Linked DNA regions of Homo sapiens: all the other regions are linked to region 5. Evidence: chromatin loops called from intact Hi-C (ENCODE). Cell type or tissue: IMR-90. All regions are shown on one strand.

Region 1 (4,000 bases), 670 kb before region 5:
TATTTCATTTCATGAACATACAATTTATTTATCTGTTTTCCTGTTAACAAATGTTTGGATTGTCTAAAGTTTTTGGCCATTGTGAATAGAAGCTATAATGAATCTCTGTGTGCAAGTCTTTGTGTGGACATATGGTTTTCACTCCCGTTAGGTAAGTATCTAGAGTAAATGCATGAACCTTAGAAGAAATTTTCAAACAGTTTTTCAAAGTGGCTATGCCATTTTACACTCTTCTGCCCCAGCCCACACCTGTCCCCAATAATGTATGTTCCAGTTGCCCTACATCTTTGGATGATGTCTTCTAAGTTTTATCCACTCTAGTGGGTATGGAGTGCTATCTTATTGTGGTTTTCATTTGCATATTCTTATAACTAATGATGTTAAGCATTTCTCAAGTATTTTATGGGTCATTTGTAAATCTCCTTTGGTGAAGTGTCTTTTCAGATCTTTGTCCAATTTATAACTTGGATTTTTTTTTTGTCTTTTCTTGATTTGTAAGATTTTTTTATGTATTCTGGATTTGTTAGATATGTGCTGTGTGTGTATGTAGCAGTGTGTGGCCTGTGGCCTATTTCATCTTCTTAATGGTATAATTTGATAAGGAGACGTGTTTAATTTTGTTTATATCAATTTATCAGTTTTTGTCTTTTATGGTTAGTGCTGGCTGATCTAATTTTCGTATGAGAGACTCTTCTTAGCTGTGAGAGACAGGAGTTCTGAGATACCAGAAAATTACCTGGAATAGTTGGGAGTGGAAGGGGCTGGTAGAACCTTCACCTTTTGAGGTCACAGCAGCCTTGCAGCTTGGTACTTGGAGAAGGCACAAGGTTAGTGAGTAATCAGGAGACCTAAACTCAAGGCCTGGCTCAGCCATTTACTACTTGAGTGACCAGTTTATTCATCTGTAAGATGGGGAGTTGTCGTTGAGCTTACCCAGCCCATATCACAATGGGCTTTGAAAAAACTGAAAGCCAAAAGGTGCTCAACAAGTGATCATGAGTATTATAATACTATAACCCCCATTATATTATAACCACCATTACATTATAACTACCATTATATTATAACCACCATTATATTGTAATATAATAACCACCACTCTTATTATCATCCACCCTACAGTGGTCCATTGTCTTGTTTGTGGTATCTAATTCCTGCTTCCCTGTTTCTTACTCCAGAACATTTCATGTTCAAAAGCATTTTTCTTGGGGAACAGGTGGGAAGGAAAGACTGCAAAACTTGAATCCATTTTTTGTCACTTGTTTGTATTTCCAGAAAAAACAACCTTGAGGTGTTTTAGTCCTATGGTGCGTGTGCTGGGCGCTGAGCTGTGCAGTGGGAGCCTCACATGAGAATCTGAGAGGTTCACAATGGATGGGGACACAGAATGAGCCCCCGAGCAGGCTGCCACGGGTGTCTAGCCTTGTGACCTCTCATGGCTGCTTTTGTGATTTTTGTTCCCCCTCTACATCCCCAATTTTTAACATACCTTTCACCAAAAAACTCATGTGATTGTAGGTAGTTTATTTTGTCAGGAGTCAGACCTTACTTTCCCACATGTTAACATGGATTCATGAATTACATACAACCAAAAGTAACTGCCATTAACCTGTGCAGTTTTATAATTGGCTTTTTAAAAATGTCGAAAATGTTATGGGTATCCTGCTCCTACCTCTGAGAAACCCGAGCAGTCTGAGACCTTGGAAGGACGGTCCCTGCTCACTGCAGTCCACGTCTTTGAGAAGAGCTACAAGAGGGCAATCTTTTTCTTTTTCCTTGCTTTAAAGTACAGTCCCTCTTAAGAGCAGAGGGGGCAGGCAGGGAGTCTCTTTATGATGCAGATTGCCGATTTGTGATGGGAATGATCTAAAGTTTTTGATAGGTGGAAAACATCCGCTCCCATGGTACCCAGCTGAGTTTAGGCCTAGAAGTGTTAAGCTGGACCATACAGGCTGCCCCTCCTCCAGCCAGACATGGGGGTTCAGCCTGATAGCCCAGGGCTCCTTGTTATTGCCCTACAGAGGAGTGTTCAAAACATAAAAGTGGTCTGAGAAAGGCAGCAATCTTGTTTTCTCATGTCTCCTTAGTTTATGGAGAAGCCAAAAAACTCCATAACAAATATTCAAATCCAGACCCTGTCTCCACCCTGAGATGGGTCCCCAGAGCCTGAGTGAGATGCGATATAATCTGGAGAGGGAGGAGATGAGGGCAGGATGAAGTGGCGTGGGAGGCGGGGTGGAAAGTGTAAGGTCCTTGCCTGGCTGTGGTATCAGCAGTGAGTCCAGCAAGCAAAGGGTGTTAAGGGAATGAACTTGATCCTTGAGGCCTCAAAGCAGGAGTGGTCTCTGTTCTCTGTGTATATCTGAGAGAGGAGTTGGGAGGTGAGGAGGCAGCAAAGATAAGAGGCCAGTGGCTGGGTGTCGTATTACAAAGCTGAGAGGAAGAAGCGAAGAAACGAAGAGCTCTCTCAAGAAAGATCAGAGAAAGCTGTGATTATGCAATATGCCCACTGCAGACAGACAGGCGGCACTGGCCCTTCATCTTTCTTAACCTCAGATTCCGAGAGAGCCTTTGTAGCCTGGTCAGTCACACACAGGCATGGGCTGGGCTGGGCTGGGGTGAACGTCAAAGCCCTGGCAGGTCTCACTCTGGATAAGAGGGTAAACCTGGGGAAAACCGAAGACATTTCCAGGTTAGGGAACTGATGCTCAGCCACAAGCCTGGTTATCAGTTTCCCACATTTAGCCCCCTTCAAGTTGCCCCCACCCTCCCAACCAAGTACCCCAGGCCTCTAAAGCTCCAGCACTGCAGATGGTAGCGTGTGCAGTGCCCCAACCTGCCACACACTTGGCAGGCCCCACCCAGACACGTGCCAACTTGAGCTTGGTAAAGAGTGAAACCGCAATCCATCCGGCAGTTGTTTTGTCTGCATGACACCAAACCAACCAGTTATTTACACTGGTGCCACACGGTAAGGAGAGCTATTTTGACTCAAACCAGCTCCTTGGACATTGTGGAGCCTGCGCTTGGTACCACATGGAAGGAAGGTAAAGACGTGTCAGAGACTTCCTCAGATTCAGGCTGAGTCAAACATCACTGCCCTGACTGAAACTGGGCACTGTTTTGGGTTGCCCCAATCTTAAGGCTCAAGCATTTTTGTTCACTGCCACAGCTCTGAGTATATGTATGGCCTCTGTGGGTGTCCCTGGGTGCCAGGAGTTACACAGAGCAGAAGGAACACCGCGCTGTGCTTGCAACTGAGAGGATTAGAAACCAAAGCAGCACAGACACAGATCCTCACCTAAGACAGCACTTGGCATTGGAGAAGGGTTGCAGGGAAGTGGGTCTCTGGGTCATAACCTGGACGTGGCTTATCCCCAGGGTGGGTTCTCAGTAAATGTCAAATCACCAGCTTCTTGCGTGGGCAAATGCCAGGAATAAATGTGGACCATGGAGAAGGCACGAGAAACATCCTGCCACTTCCTAACTGTGGAACCTTTGCTAGATGTGGCCTCTCCTGTGGTCATCTGAGGTTGGTCTGCTGATTTCTGAGGTCATGTCAAATGGCTCAGATTCTAGATAATAGACTTAATCTTTTGACAAAACCTGGAGGCAATGGAAGGGAAAGAGCTCCACAAAATACCTAAGATGTCTGATTAATTTTCCCTCACCCATGCACACCCATAGAGGGCTTTAGACTTTTGGACAGTTTTCCCATTCATCACGTTGCCTTTGAATGCTCTTGCCCTAGATATCCACAGAGCCAGCTGCCTGTCTCAGCGAGGCTTCTCTGGATACCTGCCCCCACATTTTACCAGCTCCATCTGCTCCTGCCACTTCCATCTCCCTTCCTGGTTTTATTTCTCTACTTAGCACTTACTATAATTTGATATACAAAATATTTTCTCATTTGTCACATTCATTGTCTGCTTTCCCCACTAGAGTGCAAACTCCATGAAGGTGGGGAGGTTTCCTTGTGCACTGCTTGTTCACTGCTGTA
Region 2 (4,000 bases), 1.0 Mb before region 5:
TACCTAGTGAGGGAGGGAGCCTTCTTCCTAAGGGTTACATTTGCTTTATGCTGCTTTGGCAAGAGCGCATCTGGAACAATGCATACAGTTTGGGTCCCCACCTTTCAAAAGAGACATTAAGAGATTAGAAAGCATTTAGCAAAAGAACACAGTAGGAAGCTGAATGGGCAGGCTGACTACTTGCTCAGCACATTGCAACATCAGGGCGCTCTTGTCAGCCTGGATTATGTAGGGCCTGTTATTGTCAAACTGTCTGCCTAATCTTTAACCTCTTTTTTTTTCCAGTCCACCTTTGAAACTCCACGATTAGAATGTGGAAATAAGAATAACTTTAAACCTTCCTTTTAAATAGATGCTAGACTTCAAATAGTGCAGCAACTCTACACAAGCTAACTAGTCTCTTTCAATAATAAGACCTATTATTTAGAATAGTAGGTCTTGTCTTAAAGCCATAAAAATCAGAACTTCATGTCATTCAGTAATGTGTTCTACCAGATTTTATATTTTATGTGAAGTTCTCTTTTGATTAACCGAGGCATTGTTAAAGTTATTTTCAGGTAGCAACCAGACTAATGGATCCAAAATACTTTATAGTGCCTACTCTGAAATCAATAGTTGCTATGTTTTTGAATAAGCAAATTCTCAGTACCTGCCTACTAAAAGACTGGATAGGTTAAGACAAACAAACCATGAAAACTACCTCCTCTGCAGACACGTTGGCATTGCCGGAATTAAAGAGGTCAATTTCAGCCCTACTCTCTCTGGTCTGTCTTCCTCAGCTGACTCACCTGCCATTCTCCGATATATCCCTTAGAGATAAAACAAAGTCAGAATTAACTTGACAAAGAAACTGCTAAACTGGCCAAACGTATCCATGAGTCAGTTCCCTGACTGGGGAGAATACTGGTTACAGTATTTTCTAACCTTGTGGGTAAAACAATTAGAAATGCAGTTACTAGCAATCTCTATCTTACGAATGAGTTATGAACCAAAAGGGCAGCTGTGGTGGGCTGTTTCCCATGGAAACCACGTCATGAAGAGTGATTTTGTTTCTAGGCAGTTTAACCCATAATGAAAAGCTGAGTCTTTGCAGTAAAATACAGTAGAAACTCCAAATTTGTCAAAGATTGTAATAAAGGAACATAGAAACAATGACATTTATTAATGGTTTTATAATTCTTCTTTAATACTTGAGCTTGATGTTAACCTGGCCAGAAATAATTCGATGGTTCAATAGTACCTGAAATTTAAGAACATTTTAAAGGGAATTCTAACTATTTTCAAAGACTTTGAAGGTTAGTCTGGCTGGCACTTTATTGTATGACATGCCATTTCAGGCTGAGTAATTCCAGCACTTTGGGAGGCCGAGGCAGAGATCACCTGAGGTCGGGAGTTCGAAACCAGCCTGACCAACATAGAGAAATCCTGTCTCTACTAAAAATAAGAAAATTAACCGCGCATGGTGGCGCATGCCTGTAATCACAGCTACTCAGGAGGCTGAGGTAGGAGAATCGCTTGAACCTGGGAGTTGGAGGTTACGGTGAGCCAAGATCGGGCCATTACACTCCAGCCTGGGCAAGAAGAGCAAAACTCCCGTCTCAAAAAAAAAAAAAAAAAAAAAGAAATGTCATTTCAAAATGTATAGCTGTAGTTTTTCCATAGTCACTAGTAATATTATTCTCACTGTGATTAACTAGTAGTACTATTTATGTAGATTTAGACTCATAAAGGAGCAGAGAGAGCAAAGGAAGAGAATTATTTTTCATGAAAATAATGAGAAAATTTAGGAGAGCATGAGAAAGGAGGATTTGGGAGTAAAGTTAATAGATGAAAGGCACAAGAGAGGGAATAGAACTGAAGGAGAAAACTGCATGTATGAGTTTCCCTAACAGGGAAAGAAAGGTGAAGAGACGTCAGAAATTTCCAAGCTTTGCCACCAGGTGGCGGCATGAGATTAGATGACAGTATTTTAGCTGAAGGCAGCAGCAACTGAAGGGTAGTGAGGGTGAGATACATAAAAATCACATGAGCTGGATATTCACAACACAGGAGGCTCAGGATTTGTGAAGCGGTAAGCCATGGGTTAGAATATATATCAAGTTATAGCAAGAATATATATTAAATTATGTGTTAGAATATATAATAAGGGACGCAAACCTAGTTGAACTTATTTTTTAAGATGTTGTCTCCCTCTGTCACCCAGGCTGGAGTGCAATGGCGCCGTCTTGGCTCACTGCAACCTCTGCCTCCAGGATTCCAGCGATTCCTGTCTCAGCTTCCCAGGTAGCTGGGATTACAGACACATGCCACCACATCCGGCTAATTTTGTGTGTGTGTGTGTGTGTGTGTGTGTGTGTGTGTGTGTGTGTGTGTGTGTGTTTTCAGTAGAGTTAAGGTTTCCCCATGTTGGCTAGGCTGCTCTCAAACTCCTGACTTAGGTAATCCGCCCGCCTTGGCCTCCCAAAGTTCTGGGATTACAGGTATGAGCCACTGCGCCCGGCCTAGTTTAACACTTTAAAGAATCTATTTATCTAGTACAGGCCATGGCTCACACCTGTAATCCCAGCACTTTGGCAGGCTGAGGCCAGGGGTTGATCACCTGAGGTCAGGAGTTTGAGACCAGCCTGGCCAACATGGGGAAACGCCATCTCTACTAAAAATACAAAAATTACCCGAGCGTGGTGGCCTGCACCTGTAGTCCCAGCTACTCTGGAGGCTGAGACAGGAATCGCTTGAACCCTGGAGGCAGAGGCTGCAGTGAGCCAAGATCATGCCACTCACATTCCAGCCTGGGCAAGAGAGCAAGACTTCATCTAAAAAAAAAAATCTGTCTAGTTTAGTATATTAACATTTTTCTTTTAGACAGGGTTTTGCTCTGTCCTCCAAACTGGAGTGCAGTGACATGATCATGGTTTACTGAAGCCTCAACATCCCAGGCACAAGCAATCCTCCCACCTTAGCCTCTCGAGAAGCTGGGACCACATGTGTGCTTCACTACACCTGGCTAATTTTTCTTTCTTTTTTTTTTTTTTTTTTGGTTGGGGAGGGTGGGACATGAGGTCTCACTATGTTGCCCAGGCTGGTCTTGATCTCCTGGGCTCAAGCAATCCTCCTGGGATTACAAGCATGAGCTGCTGCACTCAGCCAACAGTTTTTTTTTTAAAAGTAAAGACATACAAATGGCAGCAGATATATGAAAAGGTGCTCAACATCATTGAGCATCAGAGAAATGCAAACCAAAACTGCAATGAGATAATCATCTTACCCCAGTTAAGATGGCTTTTATCCTATTAAGACAGGTAATAACAAATGCTGGTGAGGATGTGAAGAAAAGGGAACCTTTGTACACTGTTGGTGAGACTGTAAATTAGTACAACCACTATAGAGAACAGTATGGAGCTACCATATGATCCAGCAACCCCACTACTGTGTATATACCCCCCAAAAAGAAAATCATTATATCAAAAAGATACCTGCACTCCCATATTAACTGCAACACTACTCACAATAGCCAAGATTTGGAAGCAACCTAAGTGTCCATCAACAGATGAATGGATAAAGAAAATGTGGTACTTGCATACAATGGAGTACTATTCAGCCATAAAGAATAATGAGATCCTGTCATTTGCAACTACATGGATGGAACTGGAGATGGCTAATGTTAAGTTAAATAAGCCAAGCACAGAAGGACAAAAATTGTATGTTCTCACTGATTTGTGGGATCTAAAAATAAAAATAATTAAACTCATGGAGATAGAGAGTAAAAGGATGGTTACCAGAGGGTAAGAAGGGTAGTGGGGAAGCAGGAGGTTGGGAGGTGAGAATTGTTAATGGGTAAAAAAAAAAAAAAAAAAAGTAGAAAGAATGAATAAGACCTAGTATTTGACAGCACAAGGTGACTATAATCAATAATAATTTAATTGTACATTTAAAAATAACTAAAAGGGTATAATTAGATTATTTGTAACACAAAGGAGAAAAGCTTGAGGGGATGGATACC
Region 3 (4,000 bases), 470 kb before region 5:
TGGGAGTCTCTGCTTGGAGTCCACTCAATAAAGAAGAGATGCAAAATCCCAGAAATCAGTCCCAGGAATGGGCTCTTCTCCCTGATCTCATGTAGTGCTTCTGTATCTGCAACAGATACTGATAGTGCACACCTGTACCACTGCCACCAAAGCAACAAGCCTGTGGGGTGTGGGTGTGTGTGTATGTGTGTTTTCAGGCAGAACAAGTAATGCTATGGACTTGTTCTAGAACCATTTTTCTGTAGACTGTTCATGGCACTCACCTTAGGAAGTTAATACTTCTAAGTGATGCCTAGGCAAACTGCCAGTTGTTTTTGCTTATCATTAATATGTGCTTCTGATTTGGTTACCATGGTTACAGGAAACTTCAGCGATGGCTTTCATTCAAATCAGCCATCCTGTCTTTCATCCATGGTGAATGTTGTACTCTGACCCAGCATTCCAGTCTGGTCCCATCCAAGCAAGGAGCCACATCCCTATGTGTTGTTATAGTTTTCAAGGGTAGTAAATTGTGTAAGGGAGCCCTATATTTTTTTAAAATTATGGCGTACTTTTATAATTAAGTGAAATGCTACCTCTTAAAAATAAAGCAGGATATTTATTCCTAATGGGAGCCTCAAACCCACTTCTGGGAGGGGCCATTAACCTCCAGTGGTGAGGACTTTACCCCCAAGGGGAAAATTAATTTTCTTTGCATTTTTCCTCCAAAGCAATCAGAATTCATCAGAACTACTCTCCTTCATCACTACATAGTGGGGGATACTAAATATTATGATTGGTCTCAACTTTGTTTATTATTACCAAAGGCAGAATCACCACCAACCCATGAAATTACTTCCCATTTTAGCAGGATGACCTTTAGAACTGCCAGCCCTCAAAAAAGTGCCTGGGGAATCCTTAGCTCATTCTTCTGATGTGATGCCTAGCTGCCTCTGCCTGTGATACATGAGGCATTCACAGAAGGCACCAGCTAAGATGCTGCAAGCTTGAAAACAGGCATGTGCTTCCTGGGTCTATAATCAGCTCCCCATGGGCTTTCCTTCACCATGGCTTCTCCCCTTCAGCACGTGCTACTCGTGGAGGTTGTTGGTAGGGCCTTTAAATATACTTTTCCAACTCAAAGCTGCCCTTGCCATACATTTTTCAGTTTCATCTGCATACAAGTATTGGGCAGGGTAGGTGAGGGATCCACTTACAATGATTGGTCTTGGGCCCCACCACCAGGTTTTGATCACAATAAGAAAATGCTCTTTCTCATTATATATCTTATTTTGGTACATCACTCTTTGCAGTGGCTTCATTTTGTGCTATCTGGAGGGGACCACGGATAATTATTTTACTTTGAATTTTTAAAATAGGAACCCCTTATTCGGCTCCCCTAAAACTCAGGCAGCAGGCAGCTCTGGCAGTCCCCCAGAGCAAATAATGACTTGGTATTTCAATATTCATTCTGAGCATTGTCTATTCCCCTGGGAGGTCAGGCACATGGCCCTCTAGAAATCAAATAGCAATAAAATCCAGTTTGAGCTGGTCAAAGTTAAGACATTTCGGGGAATGTGGGATTGTTTTTTCTACAGGCATAAATCTGACCACACCACTGTCTGTAGCTTCTTCTCAAGGACAACAAGTAAAGTTGCTATATTCAGGAATGAATCTGACTTGGGCAAAAGGGCTCAAATTAACTAGTTCCTTGCTTGCCAACCAAATATTTCCCAGAGCCAAAGTCACAGTGAGGATGTCTAATGAGGAAAGAAGAGGTAACAATTCTTATTTGCCTGCAGCCTGATTTCAGCTGGGAAAAGTTTAATTTAGTGCTTGTGTGGGCGGGCATGTGCAAATTTGCAGAATAACTTGCATTAACTGTTTATTTACTTGTCCTTTGGAATTTGGCATGCAGCCTGGCAGCCAGTCACTGGCCAACACAGCAAAAGTGGGGAGTAAGGAAAGTTTATTTTAGACAACCCTGCTGCCTCTTTCTGCTCCTTTCCACATCTGTGGCATTCCCTCCCCCAGGTGTCCTGAGCTATTATGTTCTCTCTCTCTCTCTCTCTCTCTTGCTGTCTTGCTCTCTATCTCTCAGATTTGCTCTGGAAAATATGAATAAGTCATTTGTTCTAAGTTATGAGACATCATCCCAAGGGAACAATAACATCTTTTTTATTCAGCAGTATTAGAAAATGAGGTATTCTACAAAAATAAAATTTCTAGATCAATAAAAATGATAATTTTAAGTGCCAATTAAAAAATTAATTGGCTTGGATAGACACATTTAAAAATGCATTATTTGTATTACTGTCTTCCTTCACAGAGTGCTAAAAATTATAATGAACCAATTATGTAGCATTTGGCACATTACAAAGTGCTTTCATATACATTTTCTCATTGATTTTTCACAAATTTAAAAGGAAATGTATTAATTCGTTTTCACGCTGCTGATAAAGACACACCTGAGACTGGGTAATTTATAAAGAAATAAAGAGGTTTAATGGACGTTCCACGTGGCTGGGGAGACCTCACAATCACGGCAGAAAGCAAAAGGTATGTCTTACATGGTGGCAGACAAGAGAGAATGAGAACCAAGTGAAAGGAGAAACCCCTTATAAAATCATCAGCTCTCGTGAGACTTATCCACTATCATGAGAATAGTATGGGAGGAACCACCCGCATGATTCAGTTATCTCCTACAACATGTGGGAATTATGGGAGCTACAATTCAAGATGAGATTTGGGTGGGGACACAGCCAAATCATATCAGGAAGATACTGGGTTCATGTTTGTGGTGTGGGAATTATTGTCTCAAGTATGAGTTGCTATGCTGTAATTCATGCTGTGCTGTAATACAATGATGTCATATGTGTCTATTCAGGGTGTACAATATTTGCCCCTTTCTCAGGTCCCAATTTGCTTGTTATGCTTTCTGGTCCTTGTGGCTGCTACCTCTGTAGGATCAACTCCTATTTCTCATTGCAGGAGATCTTATATCCAGCAGCTTAGACCATCCAGTTTGGTTTCATATATATATGCCTCCTTCAATTAACTGCTTCTAACTTCATGCAGGCTGGGAAATCAGATGAATTAGTTTATTATAATAGTGTCTTCAAATAAGACCAAAGAAGCTATCCATTTATTTCAGATTGGCCCTCACACTGACTTAATTTCCAAAATACAAAGGTTTAATATTTTCCTGTCTGACCACATTTTCTCAGGCCATGACCCTGTTTCGACCTCGTGTCGGTGATGCTCATGATGCCACAATTATGATTCTCAAATTTCTTTACTTCTGAGAAAACTCAACTATTAGCTTTCTCTGATTCTGTTCCCAGCCTGCTGAATGTTCCTCAGGAAGATCAGAAAACCATGTTGAATAGTACATTATAACTTAAAGATTTGCGAAAGCAGTGTATTATTTATAGAAAATATAGAAGGTGAATTTTGACATGGTCCCTTTCCCAATAAAGGAAATAAATCACCAAGTCACCTATAATCCCCATACTCCAACCCAAGCTCTGTTGGGAGGTTTGGCCTATTTCCCTTCAGTTCTGTTTCTATGTGCATACATGCACATGCATGTGTGTGTCTGTGTGTGCATTTAGATAATACTTTCAATTTTTTCTTCTTGTTTTTTACTTTTTTATGTCATTGGCATGTTCCCTTGTCATTGTATGTTTTTTATACCTATTATATTTAATGATTACATTATAATTTGTCAAGTAGTTGTATCACACATATTTTTATGATAATTATGTCTCTATTATCATATATGTAGCTTTTTTATTTTTTATGGTTTGTGATATTATAAATAACTGCAGAAAACTTTTATATTTAGGACATTTTCTCTAATTAGGATTGTTTCCTAAACTCCTTAACGTTGAAATTACTGGATCAAATGGCAAGAACATTTTAAAAACTTTAAGTCTTTAGAATCTTAAGCCTTTTCTTCTTCACTTACATTTTTATCTTTTCCTATTAAATATGCTACTAATTGAACATTATCTTGTGT
Region 4 (4,000 bases), 230 kb before region 5:
CAGGCAAAATGAAAGGTAGGCTAAAAGCTTCAAGTTGTTTCCTAAAAGAAGAAGAAAAACGATGTAACTCTCTGCTCCTCTCCCCCCACACAACTGCAAAGGGTTAGCTTAGGACCATGAGTGAAACTTCCACACTTCCTTAATTTCACACATTATGCATAGTTACTATTAGCACATGTGCTTCCAATCACCCCCATCTTACAAACAGTGCAAATGTGGGTGCTAAGAGAATTGAACCTGCCAAACATATTTGACATCACAATGCCCTTGGAAAAGCTATCCGCTAAACCCGGATATATATGTACATCTCAGCAGTTCTATTTTATTAAACTCACAACATTTCCACCCAATTTAAACTCACTGTGATAGCACACGTCGTGACGGATTTGGGTGGTGGTTTCCTTTCCAGTTGGCTCTAAGAATAATGTATTAAGCCAGACCACAATCAGATGCCAAGCCCATGATTAGCTTTCTCTCTCCACTTGGGTCGCTTTTGTTTTTTGAGCAGATATGCAGTGCTGGATACAGCCATTTGTGGGTGGGCTGAGGATGGGCTCTGTTAAAAGAGATGTGATAATGGCTGTGAAAATCCATTTTAAGTGCTGCAACCCTTGTTGCTTTAAATGTTATCTGTGAATTTCCTGCTAAGGGTTGCATTTCTGTAATAGTGATTGCAAACTGGTGGCCCCTGGGCCAAATATGGCTCACAGATGTGTTTTATTTGGCCAGCTCAGTGTTATAAAAGCATCTGAATTTGTGGCCAATATTTACATATTAAGAGATGCTACACAAAAATCTAGATTTCGGTCTTCTCATGAGAAACTCGATGTGACCACATTGGGCCCACTTTTCCATGTGGCAACAATTGGCTGGGGCTGAGTTGCAGCTGGCTCTTTGAGACAGAGTATGTACCATCTGGTTAGCATAATATCTATCCAGCTCACTTCTCCCATTTAGGTAACTTGCTGCATCTCTGTGAGTGTTTAGATTTTCAACACTGGTTTATCAAGATCAAGAGATCAAAGATCAAGAGATCTTAATTATCTAAGCTTCTGGTTAGACCAAGTAAGAAAATGCATGATGAGAAAAGAAAAAGTATGATAAGTCTTAGTCTAGGTTTCTTCAAAAGTAGACCTTGAAAGAAGGATTCAAGTGCAAGTAGTTTATTTGGGAAGTGAACCCAGGAAACACTGGCAGGGAAACCCAGTAGAGCTGGAGAAGAGAAGGCAACCATAAAGAATGTAATGTGAAGCAAGTAACTGCCGTAGTCACCTGAAGCTTCATCCTCCTAGAGGATTGTAGGAGATACTGTAAAGTAGGAGCCTCAGAGTCACCCCAGCAAGGGGCAAGAAAGTAGGAAAATTCATTTGCCATTTCCATCAGGTATTGGTTGATGGCTCTCCGAAGTAGCAAATCAGCATTTCTAGTCTTCCATGGCTGTGCACAGATTGTCTCTAGAAGTCAGAGAAAGCTCTCAGGCAAACGTGCCCCAAATTGTAAATTAGTGCTATAAGCACTGAAATGTAAGACCCAGGGGGATATGTGAAGGGTACCAGCAGTACCAGCCACAACATGCTTCCAAGGAAGGGTGCAATGATGATTTTGTCCCAGAGAATAGAAAGGAAGCACTTGGTATTTGCTGACCAGCAACACAAACTTTCTCTCCCTCATGATAACTGCTCATCCTCTGGAGCAAGTCCTAAAGTCCCCCAAATAGGCCTTCACTTCCTGCTGCTCACTTCTAGTTCCTGAGTAAAAGGATGTATCATCCAAACTGTCCAAAGCAAAAGAATCGTAAGGATACTAAGAGTGTCTTTTGAAGTTGACAATGGGCCTTCGTCCCCTTATTCTTGGCTTGTATTTCTTTATTCCAAAGCAAGGACATTTCAGCACTTTCCATAGTGAGCCAATGATCAGAATCCAGATGTGAGTAGGCTGCCTTCATTTTCTGATTGCTAACAATGGTGAGTCATATGAGGATTGGATGTGACTCAAACATGAGCCCAGTGCATGTGAATGCTTCAGTCATGCCAATGTTTCCTTTGGTGAGAATCCCTCCTAATGTCCAAGCATAGCGATATGTTTATAGTAATTGTTTTTCACTAGAATAGCAGAAAATTATGTTATGTAACTATTTACATTGATTTTCAATTACTAATTGATCCAATCCTGCTGCTATGACAACTGGCGGCACTCAGTTACCCGATGAAAACTGACTATAATCTCGTAAAGAATAAGGGCAATATTGCCAGCACTTACAATCTGCATGTAGACAGTAGGTTCTTGATGAGTCCCATTACTCATTCTTTGCTGTTTGGCACATCATAAGTGCTTAAGAATTGTATATTTGCTCCACATTTCTCTTCCTCCCTTTCTCTCCTCCCTTTTTGCCTCAGTTTATCATTAGAGGTGGAATCGGGGGTTCATAAAAGAACATTCTAGATCATGATATGTAGAAACAAGTTAAATGGGGTGGGAAACTACTAATTCCTTGAACATTAGGTGTCTAAGAAGGGATTTTTTTTTTTTTTTTTTTTTAGGTCCAGTATGTTTTCCTGATCAGGGAAAGACTCTAAATGGCAACAAGCTGGGCTAGACATAATGCCACTTCAAGCCCTGGGTAGCCATAATATTCGATATTGACCCTTGGCTTATGGAATTTTTTGTCAAGTTGATTTTCTCTTTGGGGAAACCTTCTTAATGTGATTTTATTAGGGTTAAACTGTAATAGCACAGAAAATTATTAAATACATAGCAATTATATTCAGATTCAGGTACTCAAGAGAAACTGTACAAAGTCAATCCACATTGATGACATTGTTGATTATTATTTTGTACAATTGTTCAAGAAGAGTGTGCCCATTCAGAATTGAGCCAAATAAAACAGTTGACCCTTGAACAACATACGGGTTATGGGCACTGGCCCACCAGACAGCTGAAAATCCACATATAACTTTTGACTTAACTACTACTAATTTAACTACTACTTAAATACTGCTAGCCTTCTTTTGACCAAGAGCCTTGTTGACAACATAAACAGTAGGTTAACCCATATTTAGTAGGTAGCATATCATATGTACCTACTGTCTCAAGGTGTCTTGAGACACCCTTGCTGTCTCAAGGGTGGCAGAGATGGAGGAAAATCCATGTATTGGACCTGTGTGTTCAGTCCATGTAGTTCACGGGTCAACTACAGAACATTGATTCTCAAGTGGCATGGAAGATGTGAGTGTCAGTAAAGCTGTGGGCAGGGGAACTATAGTGAGAAAACATGCCAGAATCACCTGCATAACTTTTTCAAACTACAAGTCTGCTCACAGCCTGGTGCCTGATTCAGGGAGTTCTGGTCTGGTATGTCACTGAGCAACAACCTCTGGAATAAGGATGCTGTGCATGCCTAAAGAAAGCATAGGTTCTTCTCTCTGCTTATCCCAGGGTGGAGGGGCCTCCTGTTGGCAAGAAGTGCCCTGGACATAACAGGACTGCCTTCCCAATGGGGGTATCATGTATTGCTCAGGAAGGCACAGAGCCAGTAGCCTCAATGAAGGGCAAGCCCCTCTTTGTGCAGACCCCACTGGTTATGACTCTGAGGCTCACAGAAAGTTCCACTCACTGAAACCCCACCAGAAACAATCAGTCCCAATATAGTGTGAAAGAAGAGCTTCACTTAAAAACCATCATTAAAACTTTCACTCCCACTATCACTATGTTGTTAGCACCCTCAATTAAAGCAGAGATTTCCCTCCTGGAAATCACTATGAGTCTGTTACAATCACTAGGTCCCTGATACAATGAAAATATTTTCCTTGAAAGAGGCAACATTCATCCAGAATTACCATTGGACCTATATTTCATATGAGGGATATTGCTTATAACCTCTCATTGAGTACTATGCATCCGTTATAATAATTCTTGAAAACCACTATAGGATGTTGATATTCTTATTCCTTTCTGCAGATAAGGAAACCTAGGTTCCATTAAGGTTCAGAAACTTGCCTCC
Region 5 (4,000 bases):
ACACAGAAATCCTCTCCTGACCAAAAGGTTCAGCTCCTGCGTGAGCCGGTCAGGAAGAAAGGGCTAGTTCTCCAGCTGAGGAAATCAAACAGCTGTTTAGCGGCAGGGAACGGCTCCCAAGGCTTCAAGACCCTGACACCTGAGGGGGATCATCTCAAAAATCCTCAGCTCGTGGAAGATTTTATTTTCCCCATTATCCAGTCCTCACTTACCCCCAACAGTCAGTCAAGAAGCCACTAACTGGAGGACAAATTGGAAGGACATAAAGCACAAACAGTTCAGAGAAGTCGGAGAGGCCAAGAGTTGTTATCAATAGAGTAGAGGTTATTCTCTTAGTGATTTTCAGAGTAAGCCCCTAAGAAGATGGGAATTTCATTTTAAACTTAATAAAGAATAGAGGACTACTGTATCCAGGGGGCTGACTGTGTTCTCTCCCTTCACAGCTCCGTGCATCCAATAGTTGGCCAGTGAACCAATGACTTTGCAGTCCCTACTGTTTGCAATGTGGAGACAGACAGGAGAGCCGGTTCCCACCCCTAGACTGCTGGGAGGGAAGACACGCACTCCAGTAACAATGCCCAGCAGATACAAAGCATATTGGCACAGTACCTGGCTATAAGAATCACTGAATAAATGATTTTATACCAAACTGATTTCAAAGGTTTTATATCAGAGTACCCAGAAATGTAAACCAGAACAAAAGTGCCAAGTTAGATGCACAATGGTTACAAGGGAAGGGAGTGCCGAGAGCAAGCTGATTGTGGGCAGGATGTGGGGGGCGGGGCAGCCAACTTTGAGTTGGAACGCTGGAGTTACAGTGTAGGGGTTCTGCCTCCCACAGAAAAAAATTCAAGGCCAGGGGAGCAGATTACCAATCTTGTGTCAGCTTTGTGGTCAGAAGGAGAAGTAGCGTTCTCTCAGTCCTGGAAGGAGGAGGCATACCAAGAATCCTTCTTAGAAGACTAGAAAAGATGTGGGCTCGTATTTTATCGTGAGGGCCAGGAAGATGGCAAATGGAGCCTACCAAGGACCAAAGTTTGCTTGGTTTCATCTAGTGTCTAACTGGATCAAATAAATCTAGTGCTAATAAATAACAGCTACATCATTACAATGGAACAATCCTGAGACAGGCCAATGTCTTTCTCCCCATTTCTCAGATGAGGAAACTGAGGCACAGAGAAGCTATGTGACTCGCCCATGTTTACATCATTTGTAAGTGGAGCCGGGATTCAAACCTGGCCCTATAGATTCAGAGCCTGTGCCCTTAACCACATGGCTTTCCCACCTGTGGTAAACTAGAGAGTTCTGCATGCCCAGACCACTCAGAGAAAGAGGCACCTCCTCTATGTGCCATGCTATGTAGTGATCCACAGCAAAGCGTAGGGGAAAGAATTGGAGGGATAGGCAGGGAAGGTCGGGAAATGGATTCCTTCTCTGCAACCAGTCATGGAAGGAGCATTTCAGGTTGATGTCCGCGATTTTCAGGAAGAAAAGAGTACCTTCCTTCCAGGTCACTGCAGTTCCCAAAAAAATCCTCGCTCTTGCCCAGCTGCCGGGGCAAGCCCTTTTGGCGAGCTGCGGATAGGGTTGAGGCACCACCTAGTGGCTTAAACTGAAAATACTCCCAAATGAATGTCCCTGGTGAAAGGAGGCAAGAGGGGAAATCGTGATCGCCCAAGGCAGGAAAAGGGAATCGAAAGCAAAAACTACTCATGCTCAAAGCCTCCTTTCTGCATTCCCCTCTAGCCTACAGCTACGCATCATTAAAAGATGTCCTTTTTATGCCAGCCTGGTCAAGAACTATTATGTTGTTGTTCGGGTTTTTTTGTTTTTGTTTGTTTGTTTTGTTTTGAGACGGAGTTTCGCTCTTGTTGCCAAGGCTGGAGTGCAATGGCCCGATCTGGGCTCACTGCAACCTCCGCCTCCCGGGTTCAAGCGATTCTCCTGCCTCAGCTTCCCGAGTAGCTGGGACTATAGGCTCGTGCCACCACATCTGACCAATGTTTGTATTTTTAGTAGAGACGGGGTTTCGCCATGTTGGCCAGGGGTCTCGAACTCCCGACCTCAGGTGATCCGCCCACCTCAGCCTTTCAAAGTGCTGAGATTACAGGCGTCAGCCACCGCGCCCGGCCAGGGTCAAGAACTTTTATGTGAGGGAGGTTAGTAGGTCAGGTCAATGGATTTCAACACCCCCAAAAGAACTGTAGTCTAGATTAGGCATGTGAATAAGGAGAGTTAGGGAAAGGAGGGCAGATAGGAGATTCAGTCTGAGGGGAGAGGTTTAAATACAGCTTCTAGAACTCTGAGCAATGTTCATACATTGGTGTCAGGTGCAGATGAGGCTGTCAACTGGTGAAGTCAATTCAGGATGGTTGATAAGAAGGGTTTGTGCCAGGGTCCAACCTCAGGAAACTAGGCAGCTGATTGGGCTCCCTCACTCCACCTCTAGAAACCTGGGGAGATGGGGAAATTTCAAGCATTCAAAGGATCAGACAGGAGAGGTGGAAAACAGACAAAATCAGATTCAGGAAGTGGCCAAGTTTAGTGTCAATTTATGCCAGGTTGAATGATGGTCAGTCTGTACAGATTTGGTCCCAAGTCTGTTCAGGTTAGCAGCGTGCAAGGTGTGATGGAACCCTTGACCCTGCAGGCATTGATATTCTGTTATGTTTTCTAAGAATGATACTCTAGATGTTTCTCTCTGCCCCTGGGCTTTGTTACATCTGCTCTCCAGGCACCCCAGCCCCAGCAACCCCTCAGTATTCAGACCAAGGCAGAGGATGGCATTTCTTCTATTTGACCATCAAGGACTTGCCCTTCGGGCATATCAGGACTGACACTGCAACTCACTCCTTCACCTTTCCTTTAGCCTCTGTAACTCAGCTCCCTAAAGTTTCAGGCTCCCCTGCCCCGTTCTCTCTTTTCTATTTTGACTCACCTTTATTTTCACTTTTTAATGTTGACTCTATCCTTGAGTGAAGTGTGACTTCACCTTTTGTTCTAAGCTGAGCTCAGGGCTCAGTCTCACTAGCGGTCAGATGGTTTTGCTGGTCAGAGTCGTGTCAGGAGCCTCTCCACTTGATCTCAGATTCCTGCCACAGCTGCCAGACTGCTGTTTCTCCTTATTGCAAAAGCTCAGGCCATTGAAGAGCTCCCTAAACTTATGTAGGCTAAAGGGATCTCCCTTGGGTCTTTATTTATTTATCATACAGAACTGATCATCCCCAGGGATCAATGAATGAATGAGCCTTCCTATGTCTATATTAGTGATGTATTTATGTCATAACATACTTAACATAGTCGTGTTTCCAATTGTATATGCCTGAAAGGCTAAACTGCTGTAACAGGCCCTGAGTTACAGTGTCTTCAAAATAAAGTTTATTTATCTCTCATGTTACAGTTCAGAAAAATATCAAGCTATTTTTCTGGACTCAGTCATTCAGTGACTCTTCCATTTTATTTCCTCACCACCTTTCAGAGAATTTCCCTATGTTCAGTAAATATTTGAGCACTTACTATTTAAAAGGTTCTGGGTCACATTTTACAGGAGATAGGTAGTTCAGCCTTCTCAGAACTCAAGATCTAATGGGAACACAAAGCAAGTAAAGGAATAAGTACAGTTGAGAGAAGAAAAACAAATACAATAGAGAGATCTGCAGGGATCAAATGAGGAAGGAATCACCTTCAGTTCAGGGACAACAGGAAAGTCTTCACAGAGGACATGTGTATAAGATAAGATTTGAAGGATAAATAAAATTTTAGTAAACAACAGAAGAAAATGTTACCAGTGGAGAAAACAGTATGAACCAAAGTTTGAGGATTAAAATATATATAGAAATGCTCCTAAATGTCCATCAATGATAAATTGGATAAAGAAAATGTGGTACATTGGTTTCACCGTGTTGGCCAGGATGGTCTCGATCTCTTGGCCTCACGGTCCGCCCACCTTGGCCTTCCAAGGTGCTGGGATTGCAGGCATGAGCCACTGTGCCTGGCCTTC
Region 6 (4,000 bases), 770 kb before region 5:
GGTGCATGCCTGTAGTCCCCGCTACTTAGGAGGCTGAGGTGGGAGGATCACCAGGGCCTGGGAGGTGGAGGTTAACAGTGAGCTGAAATCATGCCAGTGCACTCCAGCCTGGGTGACAGAGCCAGACCCTGTCTTAAAAAAAAAAAAAAAAAAAAGAAGGAAAATAAACACAAAATAAAATTAGTAGTAATTCTGCAAAAAAAAAAGGAAATTAGTCATTCTTAAAATGACAAATATTTATTAATTCCAAATTTACACCCTGCTTTCTTTCTGTATTCTTCTTCATTTTCATTTTGTAATCTTTTTAGACTATTTTGAAAAGTAGGTAAATTCGACATGTGTACTTACATACTTTGCATAACTAAGTTGAAGAGACCCCTGTATGAATATTGTCACCAAATCTGTAGCTGTGACATGACCATTACCTGACAGTGTAGCAGTGATTGTAAGATTCCATTGATTTTAAGATGCTTCTTGATTTCCAGAGATGGTAAAAATTTGAGAAAAAATATGCTCTTATAATTGATGACTTAAGTCTATGTATTTATTCCAGATTTCTTCTTTTAAAGGCTTTAAAAAGTGTAGCTTTCTTTTATAGTCTGTGTGGTTTTAATTATCTAGGAATTGATTAATCATTTTCTTGGCCTTGCTAATAACCTCAGTTCTCCACCATTGTGCCTTCTGATTGTTTCCTTGCTTGTCAGCTCTTTGACCAAAAAGTAGTGGTCTGGTGAAACAGTTAATAGATAATAGGAACCAAAGGCTAAAATGAAGCTTTGGTACACCAAGTTTATTGTATTCATATTTACCTTTTGTTATTCTCTAGTTGATAGGGTTGGTTATATCTGTTTTGACATAAAGGAAATTTAAAAGGTTAATAAGTTCCCTGACTGCTTTGGGTAAGAAAATATAAAGACTATCTTAAACAACTGCATTGCCTTGTGAATATATATACGTAATACTAAACCATACCTTCCCCCTTTTCCATACAGATCACGGTTGGGCTGCCAAATCTGTTTGACAAAATCTATGGACAATATGACTGTTCGAGTGCCTGAAACAGTGGCTGATGCCAGACAATCCATTGATGTGGGCAAGACCTCCTGAACTAGAACAAATAGGAATATTTTCATGGAATTTTACCTATTTTTATAATTATTATTTCTTAAAGTGATTAAATGAGAACATGGATGAGTGGACTTCATATTATGACTAGCTTTACTATTTTAATTCACCTTGCATAACTACTGAATTTTGTCATTCTTGAAAGTATGCAATTTTTATTTTGGTTATATTACAAAAATGTCAATCAAATATTAAAAAATAGTTAATGTGATAGAAAAACCTTACATATTTTTTTCTTATGTTTGTTTAGCGACTTTAGCAAAATGTTTTCATATAATCTCATCTGTTTACCTAGAAGATAGGTTAAGGAAATATATTATTATTCCTGTTTGATGTGGGTGAAGGCAGAGATCTAACCTGGCTTGTTTAGGGCCATACCACTAATTAGAAAATCTGTGCTAGAACCTGTGTCTTATTCCTATAAGCTATGTGTTCAGACTGAAACTGGAGAAATTATGACTATTTTATTTATAGTAGTAGTTAAATCTGAATGTGTATGGACAAAAATATTTAATTGCTCAGTAAACTGCTTAACTTCAAAGATAGTTATTGACCTTATAAATAAATATTTCAAAATTTTGATTCGGAAGACTAAGTCTGGACGTAGACATTATAATGCTATCAAAGAAGTTTGATCTCTGTTTTGACTAAACTAGAGGAAAAATGATTGGATGTGTTTATTCTTTTCTAAGCAGAATGGTTTAACTTTGTACTCTTTGAAAAATAATGCTGATTTATAAATCTCTGCCTATAACAGAATGGAAACCTTATGAATGAATTGTGTTTCTCTGTCCTGAGCTGGAGAAGGGAATGAGCAGGCTGACACGTTGCACAGCCCCAGGTGGCGCCATTCTCTCACGCAAGGATGGGGCTGCAGGGTGAGCAGCGTGGGCTGCAGTGTGTCAGTCCCAGGAGTGAGGGAGTGGCAAGCACCACAGATTACCACGTATGTGTGGAAGACATTCGTACTCTTATCTTTACTATAAATAAATTCATAAAAGTTAACAAAGGGGTACACAGTATGGTCTTTGGAAATATAATAAAACATCAACTAACTTGGACTAATTGTGAGGAAGAGCAGAACAAATTAGTAGAAAGAGGTTATAAGACAATTGAGTTAGCTTCATGTGTATTATTGCAGCTTGATCATTTATATAAATATTTGTCTAGTACAATGCTTGACATACAGCATTGTGTTATGCCCATTGGGGACACAGAGGTGAACAAGACAAGGAATGCCATCAGGGAATTCACCTTTTATTAGGAAAATATAAAATATGTATGTATGTGCAGATAATTTGCTTGAACTAAACTGACTAGTTCTGCTAAATAAGATTTTAAACTAATTCATATGTAAAAAGTGATTAGGAAGAACTTGAAGTATCATTTGATGCTTAATAACTATTGAGTAGTTTTTTTTTTTTTTTTTTGGTGGGGGGAGCGGGGGACAGGGTCTTACTCTGTCACTCAGGCCAGAGTACAATAGTATGATCTCGGCTCACTGCAACTTCTGCCTCCCAGTTTCAAGGGATTCTCGTGCCTCAGCCTCCCAGGTAGCTGGTACTACAGGCACGGACCACCACGCCTGGCTAATTTTTGTATTTTTTCTAGGGACAGGGTTTTACCACGTTGCCCAGGCTGGTCTTGAACTTTTGAGCTCGAGTGATCCACCCACCTCAGCCTCCCAAAATGCTGGGATTACAGATGTGAGCCACCGTGCTTGGCCATAACTATTGAATGCTTTCTATGTGGAGAGTGCTTGTCTTAATTTTCTGTTGCTATAATAGAATAACACAGACTGGGTAATTTATAAAGAAAAGAGATTTATTTGGATCATGGTTCTGGAGGCTGGGAGGTCCAAGAGCATGGTACCAGCATCTGCTTGGCATCTGGTGACAGCTTTCTTGCTGCATCATTACATGGTGGAAGGGCAAGAGAATGCGAGTGAGAGCAAGAGGGCAAAATGATTATCCTTTTATCAGGAGCCCACTTCTGACATAACTAACCCACACCTGAGATAACGGCATTAATCCATTCATGAGGTCTCTGCTCTTAAAGGAGATCACCTCTTAAAGGACCCACCTTTCAATGCCATTACACTGGCAATTTAATTTCAAGATGAGTTTTGGAGGGGACATTCAAACCATAGCAGTGCTATAATTTTAAAGTACTTCAAAGCCAATTTATTCTCTTAATTAGCTTCATTATTCTTGTCTTTGTGTGTGGATTACCTAAACTCTCCTTCCAGAGCTACTTTAATGATTATATTCAACCAAAGCACTCTAAAATTTAGAGTATAAATTGTCTTATATTTCAAATTAGAAAAGTTCAAATGAAGTTTAATTGTGTTATTTTATAAAACCTTCTAAAATTATTAAATGGAGGATATAATCTATAATTGGTTTGTATAAAGGTGATTTTTCAGTTTGAAAAAATCCTTCTGTATTTGATATATGTGTGTTGTAGGTAAATGTGTTGGTTTATCTATTGCTGCAAAACAAATTACCCCAAAACTTAGTAGCTTAAAACAAGAATCTTGTATTATTTCAGACAGTTCCTGTGAGTCAAGAATTTAGAGTACGGAGCAGGGATAGCTTGTCTCTGCTCCACAATGTATTAGGTCTTAAGCTAGATGACTCAAAGGCCAGGTTCTGGAATCATCTTCAGGCATATTCTTCATATGACTGGTGTCTGCTGTTGGCATCAGCTGGGGGGTCTAGGAGAAGATACTGGCTGGAACACCCACACGTGGCTTCTCTGTGTGGCCTGGACTTCCTCACAACCTGGCGCCTGGGTTCCAAGGGCAGGCATCCTCAGAAGAGCATGCATGCCAGGCAGAACTGGATCCTCTTTATGAGCTAGTTGTGGAAGTGAC
Region 7 (4,000 bases), 520 kb before region 5:
TGTCACCTGCATCCCTCTCCCAGCTTTGACAGGGAACACGCGCTGCCCCCACGCCCACACCGACACCCGGATCCCTATCCAGCCCGGCCAGAGTCCCAGGGGCCAGGGACCAGTGCAGGGAGAAGGTCCCCCACCTCAGCCCTCAGGACCCCCAACCACAGCCCACCCGCCCCCACCCTGCTCGGTTCTAGGCCCAGCCGAACCTACATGTCCCCGTAGTGTCGAGCGTTATCATCCACAGTCGCCCCTCAAACTGTGACCCCCACCTGGGAGACCCGGAATCATCCAGGACCCTGGTGTGGGGGGCAGTACTCCCCATATCTGCCCCCCGAAAACTGCTATGGAGCAGCCGCGCCTCGGCGGGCAGGTGAGGGGGCCGAGCCCACCAGCGCCGCAGCCCCGCTGCCTACCTTCTTCAGCGCCGGCTGCCGCTCCCGGGCAGACATCGCCGGCCCTGACTTTGGGGCTGACACCGCCAAAGGGCAGTCAGTGCTCGCCCAGGCCACTTCGGGAGGCCCAGGGGCACGGCGAGGGGTCGGGGAAAGGCGATCGCCCACTACAGCCCGCGCGCCTAGACTGAGGGAGGAGCCGGGCTGCAGAACCGGCGGCGGATGGAGACGGGAGGGAGGCTGCGAGGTCGCTCGAGGAGAGACTAAGGCTCTAGAAACGGAGAAGCGGGCGCTCTGCGGGAGGCGGCGGCGCTGCCGCTGGCCGTCAAGGGCGGGAAGTGTTCTGGGACTCTCATTAGGGGCCGCGAGCCTCGAGCGTCAAATTCCCGCGGCGTCCGCCTAGCGCGCTGCTGTGGCGGGCGCGGAGGGCGCGCGCCGGCAGTGGGGGCTGCGGCGGCGGAGGGCACGGGCCCCCGCTCAGCGTCCTCACCTTCTTGGTGCAGCTGCCTCCCGCGAGCCGAGACACTCCTGTCAGGGAAGAGGAGCGCCCCGGCTGTCCCCCTAGAGTCTCCTGCTGGGGGGACATCGCTTCCATGAAGAAAATCTTCAAACAAATCCCAGCCCAGGAGGAGGCTACACGATCATGTCCGCGGGCTGCCGGCCGGAGGGGCGAGGACGCGCGGGCGGAGGCGCGGCTGCCGTGCTCAGGCAGGGAGCCGAGCTCCGGGTGCTCGCCGCGCGCCTCCCGTCGGGGCCATGTACCTCCGCCTGCGCTCGACACCGCGGGCTGGAGGCGAGTGCAGCGGCGACAGCCCGTCAGCGCCGCGGCCCGCCCCGCCTCGGGCCCGCCCCCTCCGCTCCGGGCGCCCTGCGCCGGGGCCCGCCCCCGCAGCCCTCCTCAGCCCTCCTCCAGCCTGGGCCCTCCTAGCCTCGTCCCAGCCTGCGGCGCGCCTGGCGGGCGTCTCTCTATATATGTTAGCACACCGGCCACCGGCTGACCTTTTCGGTCTGTGACTCCGCGTGGGTGCAGCCCGCAGGAGCTCATCGGCCTGTGTCACGCACGGGGGCCTCTAGTGCACGGACACGCGCCTCTCCCGCCACCTGCCCACTCCCACCAGACCCCATCCCTTCCCGCGCCGTGCCCGCGGCGGAAGGCGCCCCTGCAGCGCGTGCATCCGCGGAGCGGTGGCGACCTCAGCCTGAGCAGAGGAGTTGCAGTGATTCCTGCCTCGCTTTCAGCGGACTGCGGAGGGAATCCCCCACCCCACCCCACTGGGGATAGGGTGGCACGTCGCAGAGTGTCGCAGCTGTACAAATTTGGAAGCCCACAGCATCGCCTGACCTCTTGTGCAATCCCGAACGCTAGCCTGTTCGGGTAACCCTGAGTGGGCTTCTGCAGCCGGTCATGTCAGCGGCCCCTGCACATTTGCACCCGCGGTTTCCGCTGTCTGCAGGCTGCAGAGACGGGGGCATTCCAAACGTGAAAGAGCAATGAAGGAAAATGCAGACAGAGCGAGGACGCCGAAATTTGGCTAAGCTATTGAGAAGGCTACAATATGTGGAAGTGTTTATCAGATATCTGCGCCGAGAGCATAACTTCCTGTCAGCCCAAATAGAGGCAAAAATATTTTAAAGGCCAAAGAATAATCAGAGGGAGAGGATTTGGAGCTGACCCGCGTTGAGCTGAGTGTTGCTGCACTTTGCGGGGCTGGTTGACTGGTACGGATGATTCGGTAGATGGCATTCTTCCCTTGGAGTCAGGACTAGAGAAGCAGTGGCGGATTAGTGAGGAAGGACACCACGCTATGATATTAGGTTGTGGAAGGGGTTTGGTTTGCTTTTGTGGTAAGAAGAAAAAAATCGAGGTTCCTGCCAGGTTAGGCTGTTATTAGGACAGGTTGTAGAAGAATAGGGCTCTGGCCGGCTCTGTTCCAAGGAAGGGATGCTGTCCAACACACACTCGCGCGCGCACACATCACCACCATGCCCAGGAATGGTTTATTGTGGAAATAATAGGGGGAAAATGTTCCAGCCCGTTTTAAGCCTTGTCCACCTCACACTGTTTAAAGTAGGCTTACATAGGCTTTATAAATCACACACACGTATAAATCACACACACGTATAAATCACATGTATGATTTGTAAATCATCTATTATTGTGTTTATGTATGTGTGCATATACACACACAGTTTTTCATGGCTACTCTCTTTTTGCAGCTGAGACCCATGTGCAGCGACAGGACTTTGCCCCCACCATAGAGTTTGTCATGAATTCTACACGCAGAGGGCTTTGCAGTTCCTTTCATTCCTTGCTGAAATCATCCACTTACAACTCGTTAGCCTCTTTTGGTTCCTATCATAAATGCACGCTCCCAATTTTCCTTACTCTGTTTTATTTCGATAACACTTATCTCCTTCTAATATATCATGTAATTTACTTAGTATGTTTAGTGTTTATTATCTATATCTCAGAGAAATGCAAGCTTCCAGAGGGCAGGAATCTTTTGTGGGCTTTTGTTGTTGTTGTTGTTATTGTTGTTCTTTGTCGTATACCAAGTGCTTGAAGCAGTGTCTGGTGCAATAAATGTTCGTTTGCTAAGGGAATTAATGAGGCATACAAGGGTTATGAGATAGATCTTAGAAGGGCCAGACTGGTAGAGTTGGTTGTTTCACTCAGAGTGTCCCATGTTTCTGTTTGTGATCTTCTTTTTTGCACAGGTTTGATCTGTGATCAATACTACATGTTCCAAATCAAAGTAGTATTTTACTGCAGATTTGGAAAACTCACTCTTACTTCTTAATTTTTAAGTGCTTTTACTTCAAAACCCATTAGTTTTGGTTTGCATAGAAAACTGTCCCATACCTAAAGAAAACTGACTTTGCTCAGATTAATGCTATCACCAGAATCGTGTTTTAAGAACACAAATTTGATCACATCACTCCCCTGATTAAACCCTTCTTTGGCTCCTTGTGTTTACAGAATAAATTTCAAATGCCATAGTATGATATGCAAGACTGCCTATAAACAGACATCCTTGCCTCCACTTATTTCTCTTGTCATTTATTGCTCCTCTTCAACTCTCACCCTATTCCCTGTCACATTGAATTCGCCAAGAAGTCACCTTCCAAGAACTCGCCTTGCCTTCTCACATCTTTGTGACTTTGAACCTGCTGTTTGCATTGCGTGGGAAGTTTTCCTTCTATATTTCCAACCCCTATTACTTTACACTTAAATATCTAATACTTGGTGCATAGTAAATGCCCAGTAAATATTTGTTGAGGAAATAAATCTCCCAGATTTGAATCAATAATTACCTTAGAAAAATCTTCCTGACTTTATTTCTCCTTATCTAGCTACCTCCACACACCAACCATACACATGGGGCATCCACTGTAGGTAACATTTATTGATTGCTTACTTAATGCCAGTGAGTACCTGTGGGTAACAGGTAACATTTATTGAGTGCTTACTTAATGCCAGACACTGTTCTAAGCATTTTACACACATTAATTTAGTTATATCTTTATAATCTATGAGGTAGCTTCTTTTACTACCCCATTTTATAGATGAGAAAACCAAGCCACAAGGATATTAAGTAATATGCTCAAAC

Evidence for each region. Peaks named below come from ENCODE experiments on the same cell type or tissue, not always from the same donor. Only the 100,000 strongest peaks of a DNase experiment are listed, where the experiment ranks them.
Region 1: a loop joins it to region 5, with 2.8 times the contacts of the local background. A loop is called at or near these places in 3 of 110 quality-filtered maps.
Region 2: a loop joins it to region 5, with 5 times the contacts of the local background. A loop is called at or near these places in 31 of 110 quality-filtered maps.
Region 3: a loop joins it to region 5, with 4 times the contacts of the local background. A loop is called at or near these places in 3 of 110 quality-filtered maps.
Region 4: a loop joins it to region 5, with 2.5 times the contacts of the local background. A loop is called at or near these places in 4 of 110 quality-filtered maps.
Region 6: a loop joins it to region 5, with 9 times the contacts of the local background. A loop is called at or near these places in 57 of 110 quality-filtered maps.
Region 7: it touches region 5 in a loop (8-fold over the local background); 43 of 110 quality-filtered maps call a loop at or near these places.

The regions. Positions count from the first base shown.
Region 1 is chr11:110,563,002-110,567,001 of GRCh38, forward strand. No RefSeq gene overlaps it. Among named protein-coding and RNA genes, the nearest start is that of FDX1, 140 kb to the left of the region's middle. RefSeq lists an enhancer at 1,589-2,440. In IMR-90, no CTCF peak of the experiment used is centred here; a DNase peak (open chromatin) is centred at 2,450.
Region 2 is chr11:110,199,578-110,203,577 of GRCh38, forward strand. It overlaps a transcript of RDX not described here. Among named protein-coding and RNA genes, the nearest start is that of RDX, 95 kb to the right of the region's middle. RefSeq lists a silencer at 687-981. In IMR-90, a CTCF peak has its summit at 1,931 (motif pointing right); DNase peaks (open chromatin) are centred at 894 and 1,964.
Region 3 is chr11:110,761,846-110,765,845 of GRCh38, forward strand. No RefSeq gene overlaps it. Among named protein-coding and RNA genes, the nearest start is that of ARHGAP20, 51 kb to the left of the region's middle. In IMR-90, no CTCF peak of the experiment used is centred here; a DNase peak (open chromatin) is centred at 1,896; H3K27ac peaks cover 1,475 bases.
Region 4 is chr11:111,000,462-111,004,461 of GRCh38, forward strand. LOC105369489 (a long non-coding RNA gene) reads right to left here. Exons shown (of 3, transcript XR_948009.2): 3 at 367-556. Among named protein-coding and RNA genes, the nearest start is that of LINC02550, 95 kb to the right of the region's middle. In IMR-90, no CTCF peak of the experiment used is centred here; a DNase peak (open chromatin) is centred at 1,990; H3K27ac peaks cover 216 bases.
Region 5 is chr11:111,228,976-111,232,975 of GRCh38, forward strand. No RefSeq gene overlaps it. Among named protein-coding and RNA genes, the nearest start is that of POU2AF2, 15 kb to the right of the region's middle. In IMR-90, a CTCF peak has its summit at 1,600 (motif pointing left); a DNase peak (open chromatin) is centred at 1,646; H3K4me3 peaks cover 203 bases; H3K27ac peaks cover 1,027 bases.
Region 6 is chr11:110,461,362-110,465,361 of GRCh38, forward strand. FDX1 (ferredoxin 1) reads left to right here. Exons shown (of 4, transcript NM_004109.5): 4 at 993-3,523. The coding sequence ends at 1,107. Among named protein-coding and RNA genes, the nearest start is that of FDX1, 33 kb to the left of the region's middle. In IMR-90, a CTCF peak has its summit at 1,963 (motif pointing right); a DNase peak (open chromatin) is centred at 1,990.
Region 7 is chr11:110,711,248-110,715,247 of GRCh38, forward strand. It overlaps ARHGAP20 (Rho GTPase activating protein 20), which reads right to left and starts at 1,190. Exons shown (of 15, transcript NM_001384657.1): 1 at 880-1,190. The coding sequence starts at 984. RefSeq lists enhancers at 1-54, 1,037-1,538 and silencers at 1,062-1,121, 1,142-1,301. In IMR-90, a CTCF peak has its summit at 2,124; a DNase peak (open chromatin) is centred at 1,174; H3K4me3 peaks cover 2,346 bases; H3K27ac peaks cover 2,156 bases.